Linked DNA regions of Homo sapiens: region 2 is linked to region 1. The links are chromatin loops, found by intact Hi-C in ENCODE. Cell type or tissue: breast epithelium. All regions are shown on one strand. Links, peaks and the distances in the headings refer to the core of each region. The heading gives the core; the rest is flanking DNA. Region 1 overlaps CACNA1D (calcium voltage-gated channel subunit alpha1 D). Region 2 overlaps DCP1A (decapping mRNA 1A).

Region 1 (5,382 bases), core at 247-5,246:
AAAATGCAAAAATTAGCTGGGCATGGTGGTGCACACATGTAATCCCAGCTACTCAGGAGGCTGAGGCAGGAGAATCACTTGAACCCAGGAGGCGGAGGTTGCAGTGAGCCGAGATTGCACCACTGCACTCCATCCAGCCTGCGTGACAGAGTGAGACTCCTTCTATAAAATAATAATAATAAATAAATAAAAATCCAGTAGACAGAAGAACCTACAGGCAGTAAGAGACGTGGATAAAATCTGAGGGGGAGCTCAGAGGTAGAAGAACCTTCTCTGGGTGGGAGACAGGGCAGGGGTGGCTCTTGTGGAGGGGGCCTTAGAGCCGAGTCAAGGGACTACAAGGATGTATATGTGTTGAGATGGGGTTTTTATAAAATACCTTATAGCACAAAGCATTGTCCTTGTAGAAAAGGGGGCAGGTTTGCACTGAGGTTACCACACTGAAGAAAATTTATCAGTGAGCCAGACAAGATAAAGAAGAAAACACCTACAGAGATCTGGGCCACCTTAGAAGCAGAATCCAGATTAGGACCTTTTAAAATGGAAGGGTGAAAACCCAGATGTAGTATCATGAGTGTGTACGTCGTTCATGCATCAAACATTCATTAAAGGCCTCTGTGTACCAGGTCTGGTGCTAGGCATGGAGGACCTGGAGATAAAACACCGAGAACCAAAGGCTATAGGATCAGGAAGGGTCTGAATGAGGTAAATACAGATCTAAGGGCCAATTCCAGAAGTCTAGGATTAGAGGGTGCCTCTCGACAGGGAAAAGGGGTAAAGTAAGGCAGAGAGAAGTTATGCAGCATGATTTAGCAGCTAGCCAATGGACACTTGATCCGCAAAGATGGACAGATCAGCAAAGTGAAATTAGCCCAGGGGAGCACAGATCAGTCCACAAAGATGGCTCTCATCAGTCACGAAGGGTCTTAGGAAGTCACAGATGGACGCCTAAGCTCCCAATAATGATAACATAAAGAACCACCTGGCCTTGCGCTCAGCCATCCCTCGGGACCTGTACAGGAGACATGATGCCAAACTGAGTGACCTCTGGGACCAGTATGTGTGCTGTCTCACGCTCCTTCCCTGGGCTTGCTTCTCTTAGCCAGAGCGCATCCCTCAAAGCCTCTCTGGAATTCTGCTTACAGGACGCTGTCCCCCAGCAGCATGGAAGAAAAGCAGATATTGAGCTAATAAGGTAAAGGCATTTACCTCCCTGCCACAACTACTACCACCACCATCACCACAGAGAAATGCAGAGGAAGAAAAACAAAACCAGATAACGACGGCAACAACAAAGCCTGGTCGGCTTGAAGGATACAGTTACCACAAATGAAGAGGATGATGAAGTAGATGCAGACGATCATTCCTGAAGAGGATGGGCCCCCGTAAGCCATGATGCCATCGTACATCACAGCATTCCAGTCTTCGCCTGTCAGGATCTGAGAAGCCAAACTGGTATCAGCCAGCAGGTGGATTCACAAATTGCAGCCGCTCTCTTAGAGCCCCTCGGTGGCTGCCTAGATCTGGTTTAAGCTGCCTTTCACAGTCCAGTTTGCACTGAACAAATCCATCTGTTATCCCATGGAATTTCTAAAACACTGTTTTTTAATTACACAAATAGATAATTCTTTGAGTGAAAAAAAATAACCTTATTATTAAGACTTAAGTGTTTGTTTGTTTTTGAGATGGAGTCTCGCTCTATTGCCAGGCTGGAGTGCAGTGGCTTGATCTCAGCTCACTGCAACCTCCACCTCCCCGGTTCAAGCAACTCTCCTGCCTCAGCCTTTCAAGTAGCTGGGATTACAGGTGACCACCACCACACTCGGCTAATTTTTATATTTTTAGTAGAGAGAGTGTTACAGCAGTTGGCCAGGCTGGTCTCGAACTCCTGACCTCAAGTGTTCCGCCCACTTCAGCCTCCCAAAGTGCTGGGATTACAGGCATGAGCCACCTCACCCAGCCAAGATTTATGTGCTTTTTGATTACACCCCAGCCCAGTTTTAGTCCCTTCCCCAGAAAGCATGCTCTTTCTGTGTCTCTCTGGAACCTTCAACTACAGATTTAAACACGTTTACACACAAAGAAAACAAGCACTAGGTGTCTTCTCTGAGTTTTCAGACATAAAGGATATCATGCTATGCAAAGTTTTCTGCAACTGGCTTGTTTTTTCATTCAACAACATACTCTGGAGACCCTCTGTGTCAGAAGGTGCATCTCATTCTTTTAACTGCTGCATAGCATTCCACATAGTCCATCAACTGTGGAAATGGATAATTATACCTATGAAATTACAAAAGCAGGAAATTCTAAATGTCTCATGTAAATTTACAAAACTACCTCAAGAGTAGATATCACCAATGACCTGAAATTTAATCTTCTCTACTGATCATACTTGATAATTCAATCCATGATGAAATAGAATCAGATGAATAAGAACAGTAATGAAAAAAATGCTATCTTCCGACGACAGACAGAGCTCCTTTATCTTCAATCTGAACTAGATATTTTTAAAATTTAAACTGTTATGGATCACAACCAAACAAAAATGGGCAAATGATTTGAAAAGATAAAGTAATTCACAGAAAAGGCACTACTGATGGCTCTGAGTCATAGGAAAAGACGTTCAACCTCACTCCTGATAAGAACAGTATCTTTTAAAAGTACAATGAAATGCCATTTTCACCTAACTGATGGGCATCCCAAAGCATGCTCTCCACTGAGGGGAGAGGCAGTGAGGCAATGGGCAGTGTGAAGACAATGAGCTAATACAACCATAAGGAGAGCACTTGGGCACGTGTGTCAACATTTAAAATGGACACACCCTCTAAAGCAGCAATTCCATCTCTGGGAGTTTATCCCACAGATCTACAGCCAACACATGTGCCCTCTGATGCGTGTTCAGGGTCACCTACTGGAGCCCTGTGTATGTGGGCTAAGACCAGACAGAACTCAATGCTTGTCAGCAAGGGACTGGTCATATGAACAACGGCACATCTACCACCGCATGGACGCAGCGTTTCAAAGGAGGGGCAGCCTTTTATGGACCAAGCAGGAAGGCTCTTGAGGACACTCAAAGTGATAAAAGCAAGATGCAAAACAGCACGTACAGTGAGCTCCTGTCTGTGGAAAGTCTCCTATAGGTAGCTTAACTGAGTTGTAGCTATCAGAAAATGCAGATCTAAGAATTCACAAGAAACTGTTTAATGGTGGTTGCTTCCTAGAAGAGGAAATTTGTGGCTGGCTGGGAGAATTATTATTCATTTGTAACATTAGAATTTTGTGCCATATGCATGCATTACCAAAAAAAAAAAAAGACACCAGTTTCTCTGAAAGAAATTTTTTTTTAAAAAAGAATCACTGATCAGCAGCCAAAATTTAAGTATAATTCAAACAACAATACTATGGCTTACAGCAGATTATATATACCTGAAAATGACCAAGTGGGAGAGAATTGTCCAGATCATTCCCTTTGGTCTCTGGATTTCTTCAGAAATGGGTAAGTGACTCATCCACAGCAGAGAGCTGGGCATGGAAAGGGCCACCACAGGACCCAGCTGTCTGCTGCCTTTCCTCTCTGGCAGGGCTCTGCAGCTCACATCACACAGGAAAAGCAATGAGGACAGGTGGGTCTTTTAAACTTCCCCATCAGACCCTGTCCAAGGAGGAGGGTTTTGAGCACCTCAGCGTAGAGTCAGGGGAGCATGTGCTGCTGCTCTGAGCAGCAGAGCCATCGGTGCCTCTCTGCAACCACCGCTCCCTTCTCAGCTACTGCCTGCAGAGGCCCCACAGGACAGGCACCCTCAGAATCTTTGTGTCCTCACTGCATCCCAGGAGGAGGACAGAAGGGACCAATGGCTGCCACAGTTCCTACCACTCTGATTCCTCCAACTACACACCAAAGCATGGAGGCATGAGAATTCACTTCTTGTGTAAATCTATTATAACTAGGATTATGAACTGGCCTGCCATCAAAAAGTACCAAAGAGAAAAGAATTTTAGAGTCTATTTCAAAGAAACCTCATAAAATCAATCAAAAAGTTTTCTTGGAAGAGCTTGAGTGTGAAAAACGGTTTTTTTGGTTTATTATTTTGTAATGTAGCTAGAAGTCTTTAAAAAAATTACATCACTTAAGATAGACAGCTGGAGGATGATGCAGAACGAATAACTTAAATGGCACAAAATTTACCAGGCTATGATTAGGGCAGAGATGAACAAAAATGGAGTCCTTTTGTCTTCCTGAGTGTGAGCAGACAAGAAGGCAGAGGAGTTTTAGCTGCTGCTCACGAAGTGCTTTTCGGGGAATGGAGGGAGGACTCACCTGGAACACTGTGAGAAGTGCTTGAGGGAAATTGTCAAAGGTGCTCCGCTTGGTTTGCGTTTCATCAAAATTAAACTTGCCGCCAAACAGCTGCATCCCAAGCAAGGAAAAGATGATAATGAAGAGAAAAAGCAGAAGCAACAGCGAAGCGATGGACTTCATGGAGTTTAATAAGGATGCCACTAAGTTGCTCAGGGAAGTCCAGTGCCTATAAGTCAAGATGAGGGTGTCAGCTCAGAACACCCATGCAGGACAGAGCAGAACATCACCTGCCCGGGGATGTGACTGGTTGCCGCCTCATGTTCATAAAACATTTGCAGTGGGACCCACATTTCCTTACCTGGTCACTTTGAAGATTCTTAAGAGGCGCACACACCGAAACACAGAGATCCCCAGGGGAGACATGATTTCCAGTTCCACCAAGATCGTCTCAGTGATTCCACCACACACCACGAAGCAATCAAACCGGTTGAAAAGAGAGACGAAATATGCTTGGAGGCCCAAGCTGTACATTTTTACCAGCATCTCGCAGGTGAACAGAGCCAAGAGGACTTTGTTGGCAATATCTGGAAAGACAAAGGGGCACCCATCCTCAGGGTCTCCTGCAAGACACTCAGACTGCTCGTGCCCCTCACACCTCCCTCCCTATCAGGCCCCACAGGAAATACGCCAATACCTTGTCTCTCTCTTCACTACCTCACTCAGGACAGAAACGTGGCCTTCGCGTGGACAGTCTGTCCACCAGGTTCTGGTCCTGCTTCTGCTACTAGCTATGTGTGTGACTCTGGAGAAGTTACTTGATTTCTCCAGGTCTCAGTGTCACTGATGACAAAATGGGAAGGGGCAGCTCATCACATAATCTCTGACTCCTTCCAGCCCTAAAAGCCTACGATTCTGCGTTGACACCATCAGGTTATACATATTTTTTCATTCAATCACACAGAAAAGATCTGTCTGAATTCATTTATGGCATGACGATATCAGAAGCAGTCACCTATCAATGTCATTTCTAACAGCTGAAAATATCACCAAGCAGGCTGGAGAGGTAGAGGGAAACGGGTTTG
Region 2 (5,382 bases), core at 135-5,134, 430 kb after region 1:
CTACTAAAAATACAAAATTAGCCGGGTGTGGTAATAGACACCAGTAATCCCAGCTATTCGGGAAGCTGAGGTAGGAGAAATTGCTTGAACCCGGGAGGTGGAGGTTGCAGTGAGCCGTGATTGCGCCACTGCACTCCAGCCTAGGCGACAGAGCAAGGCTCTGGCTCAAAATAAATAAGTAAATAAATAAAATAAAACAACCCTTCCTCACCTCCATCCTCTTACTGTACTTTATTTTCTCACTAAGGTTTCTAACCAGCTAAGATGGTTTCTGTTTTTGTTTTTTGTCTGTCTCCTGCCCACCAAAATATAAGCACCATGTAAAACAGTTTTGTTTTTTTGTTTTTAAGCTGTCTCTTACGGGAAAGAAGGGCAGTTTTATGAGCCTTGTTCATTGCTGTATCCTTAGCATGTAGCACTGTAAATATTTGTTGAATTAGTTCTCTTTATAACTGATAGTCTGATAAAAGAACAGATATCAAATAAAATCCGTAGGTTTTTAAGTAGACTTTTTGTTTTGAGATAATTACAGATTTATATGCAGTTGTAAGAAATAATGCAGAAAGATCCTATGTACCCATTACCCATTTGCCCATTGATAACATTTTGCAAAATATAGTACGATATGACAACCAGGATATTAACACAATCCACACATGTTGTTCAGATTTCCTTTGTTGTGTGTATATTCAGTTCTGTGTAATTTTATCTCATGTATAGCTTTTTGTATATCCACTACCACAGTCAAGATGCTAAATATTTTCATCACCCCCAAGATGTTTTGCCCTTTCATAAACACACTGACTTCCCTGTCATACCCTATTCTGCCTCTGCGTCTACCTCTGCCTCCCCGATCCCGCCATCGTTTAGCCCTGGCAACTATTAATCCATTTTCCAGTTCTATAATGTCATTTCAAGAATATTATATAAATGGAATCATATATATAACCTCTTGAGATTGTCTTTCTTCACTCAGCATAATTCCTGAACATTTCACTGAAGTTGTTACATGTATCAAGTTTGTTTCCTTTTATTACTGAGAGTATTACATGATACGCAAGTACTAAAATTTGTTTAACTGTTTTTGGCAACTCACTTACTGAAGAACATCTAGATTGTTTTCAGTTTTGGGTTATTACAAATAAAGCTCCTATGAACATTTATGTACAGGTTTTTATGTGAACATAAATCTTCATTTCTCTGAGATAAATGCCCAGGAGTGCAAATGTCAGGTCATTTGGTATTGCATGTTTTAGTTTAATAAGAAACTGCCTTGGGAGGCCAAGGCGGGTGGATCACTTGAGGTCAGGAGTTCGAGACTAGCCTGACCAACATGGTGAAACCCCGTCTCTACTAAAAATACAAAAATTGGACGGGCATGGTGGTGGTGGTACCTGAATCCCAGCTATTCGGGAGGCTGAGGCACGAGAATCGCTTGAACCTGGGAGGCAAAGGTTGCAGTGAGCTGAGGTCATGCCATTGCACTCCAGCCTGGGCAACAAGAGCAAAACCCTGTCTCAAAAAAAAAAGAAAGAAACCACCAAACTGTTTTCTAGGAAGTCTGTACAGTCTTACATTCACATCAACAATGTATCCAAAAATGTTTTTAGATATTTAGATAATTAATTTAAACCAAATTTTGTATTCTACCTTCCCATACCCCATTTTTACTGTATCTGGATTTAGGATCATCATCCAGGAGTGTGCAGTGGGCTTACTACTTCCCCTTTCTAAATCATGAATCACTTCATCTTCCTTTTGTGAATCATGAAGTTAAGGATTATTGTACCGCCTAATGCAGATTTGTTGTGAGACCCTAAGGAAGAAATGGACCAGAAAAAAATGACTTAAGAATTATAAGGTCAGGCATGGTGACTCACACCTGTAATCTCGGGACTTTGGGAAGTGGAGGCAGGCGGATCCCTTGAGTCCAGGAGTTTGAGAACAGCCTGGCCAACATGGTGAAACCCTGTCTCTAATAAAAATACAAAAATTAGCCGGGTGTGGTGGTGCACGCCTGTAATCACAGCTACTCAGGAGGCTAAAGTGGGAGGATCACTTGAAACCAGGAGGTGGAGGTTATAGTGAGCCAAGATCGCACCACTGCACTCCAGCCTGGGCGACCAAGGGAGACCCTGTTTCAAAAATCCAACAACAAAAAAAAGAATCAGCCAGGCACAGTGGCTCACGCCTGTAATCCTAGCACTTTGGGAGGCCAAGGCAAGTGGATCACCTGAGGTCAGGAGTTCAAGACCAGCCTGACCAACATGGTGAAACCCCATCTCTACTAAATAGAAAAGAAATTAGCCAGGGGTGGTGGCACATGCCTGTAATCCCAGCTACTTGAGAGGCTGAGGCAGGAGAATCGCTTGAACCCGGGAGGCGGAGGTTGCAGTAAGCTGAGATTGTGCCATTGCACTCCAGCCTGGCCAACAAGAGTGAAACTCCATCTCAAAAAAAAAAAAAAAGTCATAAAGCACTGTCCATTGAAAGATGAAAAATGAGTGTGACAAGCCATAGATGCTAAGCCTTTCAACAATAGCACTGCGTCTGTAGACATACAGAACTCAAGTGGTACAGACAGTGCTGATGTGTTATTCCGTCATTTTTCATATACTTTTAAAACTTCACGTTTGGTCGGGCATGGAGGCTCACACCTGTAATCCCAGCACTTTGCACTTTGGGAGGCCGAGACAGGCAGATCATGAGGTCAGGAGTTTGAGACCAGCCTGGCCAACATGGTGAAACCCTGTCTCTACTAAAAATACAAAAAGTAGCCGGGCGTGATGGCATACGCCTGTAATCCCAGCTACTCAGGAGGCAGAGGCAGGAGAATTGCTTGAACCCAGGAGGGGGAGGTTGCAGTGAGCCAAGATCGTGCCACCACACTCCAGCCTGGGCGACAGAGCAAGACTCCATCTCGGGGTGGGAGGAAGACTCCATTATTTAGGTTATAGTGACAAAATTTTATGAAATACTGAGATCTGGATATTGTCAGAAGTCATGTGATTGACTAAAGTTAGTTTAAATTTATCATCAGCCGCCACAGGCAGATACTACATTTGTTTAGTAACACTGCCATCTAGTGCTGAGGAGCAAGTACTGCTGTCAAGCCTTAATAGTATTACATTCCATTTCAGTTGCATAATTCACTTGTTTAAACTTTTCTTGGGATTGTTTCTGTAGTGTATTTTGTTATTGTTTGTTTCCTATGTTCAAGAATAGTGCCTATCTTATAGTGTGCCCACTGCAGTGACCAGTAGCTCCAAACAGACATGTAAAATTCTCTAAACATCAATTCTCCGTGGGATGAGGAGTGAACCATATTAAACCTGATGCTGAAGATGATAATTTTGTCCTGTGCTGTACATGCTGTTGCTCGCTGAATGCCATTTCCTGAGCTAAACGGTCAGACTAACACTTGATCTACATGAAGTATTAAAAAACTCAGAATCCTAACTTGAAGCATGTTCAAGCATGAGGAAAGAATAACATTTTACCTTTTCTGTGGATGATGGAAGGTTAATTCATGAATAAATAAGCCCAGCTACTAGAGGAGGGCAACCAGTTTTTCTTATCAGAAACAGAAAAGAATGCAGAGACTGTGAAACTTTTGGGAATTTGTGTGAAGAGAAATATTCTGCTCACCCAGGCTCCTATGACAAATTCAACCAGTTAGGTATAATCATGTGTCATTTAACAATGGGAATACTTTCTGAGAAATGTGTCATTAGGCGATTTCATTCTCCGAACATCATAGAGTGTATTTATACTTTCACAAACCAAGAAACCAAGATGGCATTGCCTACTAACACCTAGGCTCGATGGGATAGCCTATGGCTTCTAGGCTACAGACCTGTGCAGCACATTACTGCACTGCGTATTATAGGCACTTGTAACACACTGGTATTTGTATATTTAACCATAGAAAAGGTTTAGTAAAAACACAATATTATATTCTTATGGGACCACTGTTGTATATGCAGTCCATCATTGACCAAAACATGGTTTGTGCCAAATGATAGTATTTCCAAACGTTGATGCATTTTGATCTGTAGCCACCTCAGTTATTCAAACCTTAGCTGTACCTGTTTTCCGGAGGTAAGTATCACCATCCAGGTGATTAGGTAACCTATACTTTGCTGAATTGACATCTCCATATGGTGGCACACTGCTTAAGAATGTAGACTGTATTGTTAGAACTGAGTTGGAGTCTGGTTCTTTTGTTGTATTTGGGCATCATCTATAAAGTAGCAATAATAATTTACCTACTCTAGCAGATGAATAGAGTAATACATGTAAAGTGCTTAGCATATCGCCTCCCACATAGTAAGCATTCTGTGTATGATGATTCATTATTACCATCACAAATTCGTTTATTCTCTCTTATATGAGAAAACCTCCAAAACTGTAATGCTTTACCATACTCCCCATTCTAGAGAAAGTTAGAGAATCTGTCTGGCCTCGCAGTAGTTATAGGGAGGCAGCATAGAGAATCTAGAAACTTTCTGCTGCTTTTAAAGTCAGGGGTCAGGGTTCTACCATATGGTGGTTTCATATTTTAATTTAAAGTAGGTGTGTGTGTTTGTAGAGACAACGTCTCACTCTGTTGCCCAGGCTAGATTGCAGTGGCCTGATCATAGCTCACTGTAACCTCAAACTCTTGGGCTTAAACAATCCTCCTGCCTCAGCCTCCCAAGCAGCCAGGACCACAGGTGCACACCACCTTGTGCAGCTAATTTTTAAATTTTTTGTAGAGGCAGGGTCTCAATATGTTGACCAGGCTGATCTTAAACTCCTGGCTTCAAGCAATGCTTCCGCCTAGGCCTGCCAAAGTGCTGAGATTATAAGCATGAGGCACTCTGCCTGACTTAAAGTAGATTTTTGGCTGTTCAAAGTTAATTTATGTTTCACTGGACAAGGAAAAATTGCTGTCTGGATTATGCCTCAGGTGTATTTTGTGATGAGGTTTCTCCATGTCCTGCCATTTGATTATTCCTTTTCTTAAATTTCTGCAACATAGACCCAATCTGATCTCTGTTTTTCAAAGTAGTTTATACCTAAATATTGGTTTGTGTGTTTGTATACATATGTCTGTAATAGAATGGGGTGGTTATGAGCTGTTTAATTTGCATTAATAAGAATTAGTCTTGTTGGCCAGGCACGGTGGCTGTAATCCCAGCACTTTGGGAGCCGAGGCAGACAGATCACCTGAGGTCAGAAGTTCAAGAACAGCCTGGCCAACATGGTGAAATGCCATCTCTACTAAAAATACAAAAATTAACTGAGCGTGGTGGTGCATGTCTGCATTCCCAGCTACTTGGGACGTTGAGGCAGGACTATCACTTGAACCCAGGAGGTGGAGGTTGCAGTGAGCCGTGA

Evidence for each region. Peaks named below come from ENCODE experiments on the same cell type or tissue, not always from the same donor. Only the 100,000 strongest peaks of a DNase experiment are listed, where the experiment ranks them.
Region 2: a loop joins it to region 1, with 5 times the contacts of the local background. A loop is called at or near these places in 61 of 110 quality-filtered maps.

Annotation. Positions count from the first base shown.
Region 1 is chr3:53,722,936-53,728,317 of GRCh38, reverse strand. CACNA1D (calcium voltage-gated channel subunit alpha1 D) reads right to left here. Exons shown (of 48, transcript NM_001128840.3): 13 at 4,659-4,884; 14 at 4,319-4,526; 15 at 1,319-1,439. Among named protein-coding and RNA genes, the nearest start is that of CHDH, 120 kb to the left of the region's middle. In breast epithelium, for the core only: no CTCF peak of the experiment used is centred there; no DNase peak of the experiment used is centred there.
Region 2 is chr3:53,297,426-53,302,807 of GRCh38, reverse strand. The region is part of intron 6 of DCP1A (decapping mRNA 1A); the gene reads left to right. Among named protein-coding and RNA genes, the nearest start is that of SNORD38C, 33 kb to the left of the region's middle. RefSeq lists an enhancer at 974-1,143. In breast epithelium, for the core only: a CTCF peak has its summit at 3,080 (motif pointing left); no DNase peak of the experiment used is centred there; H3K27ac peaks cover 431 bases.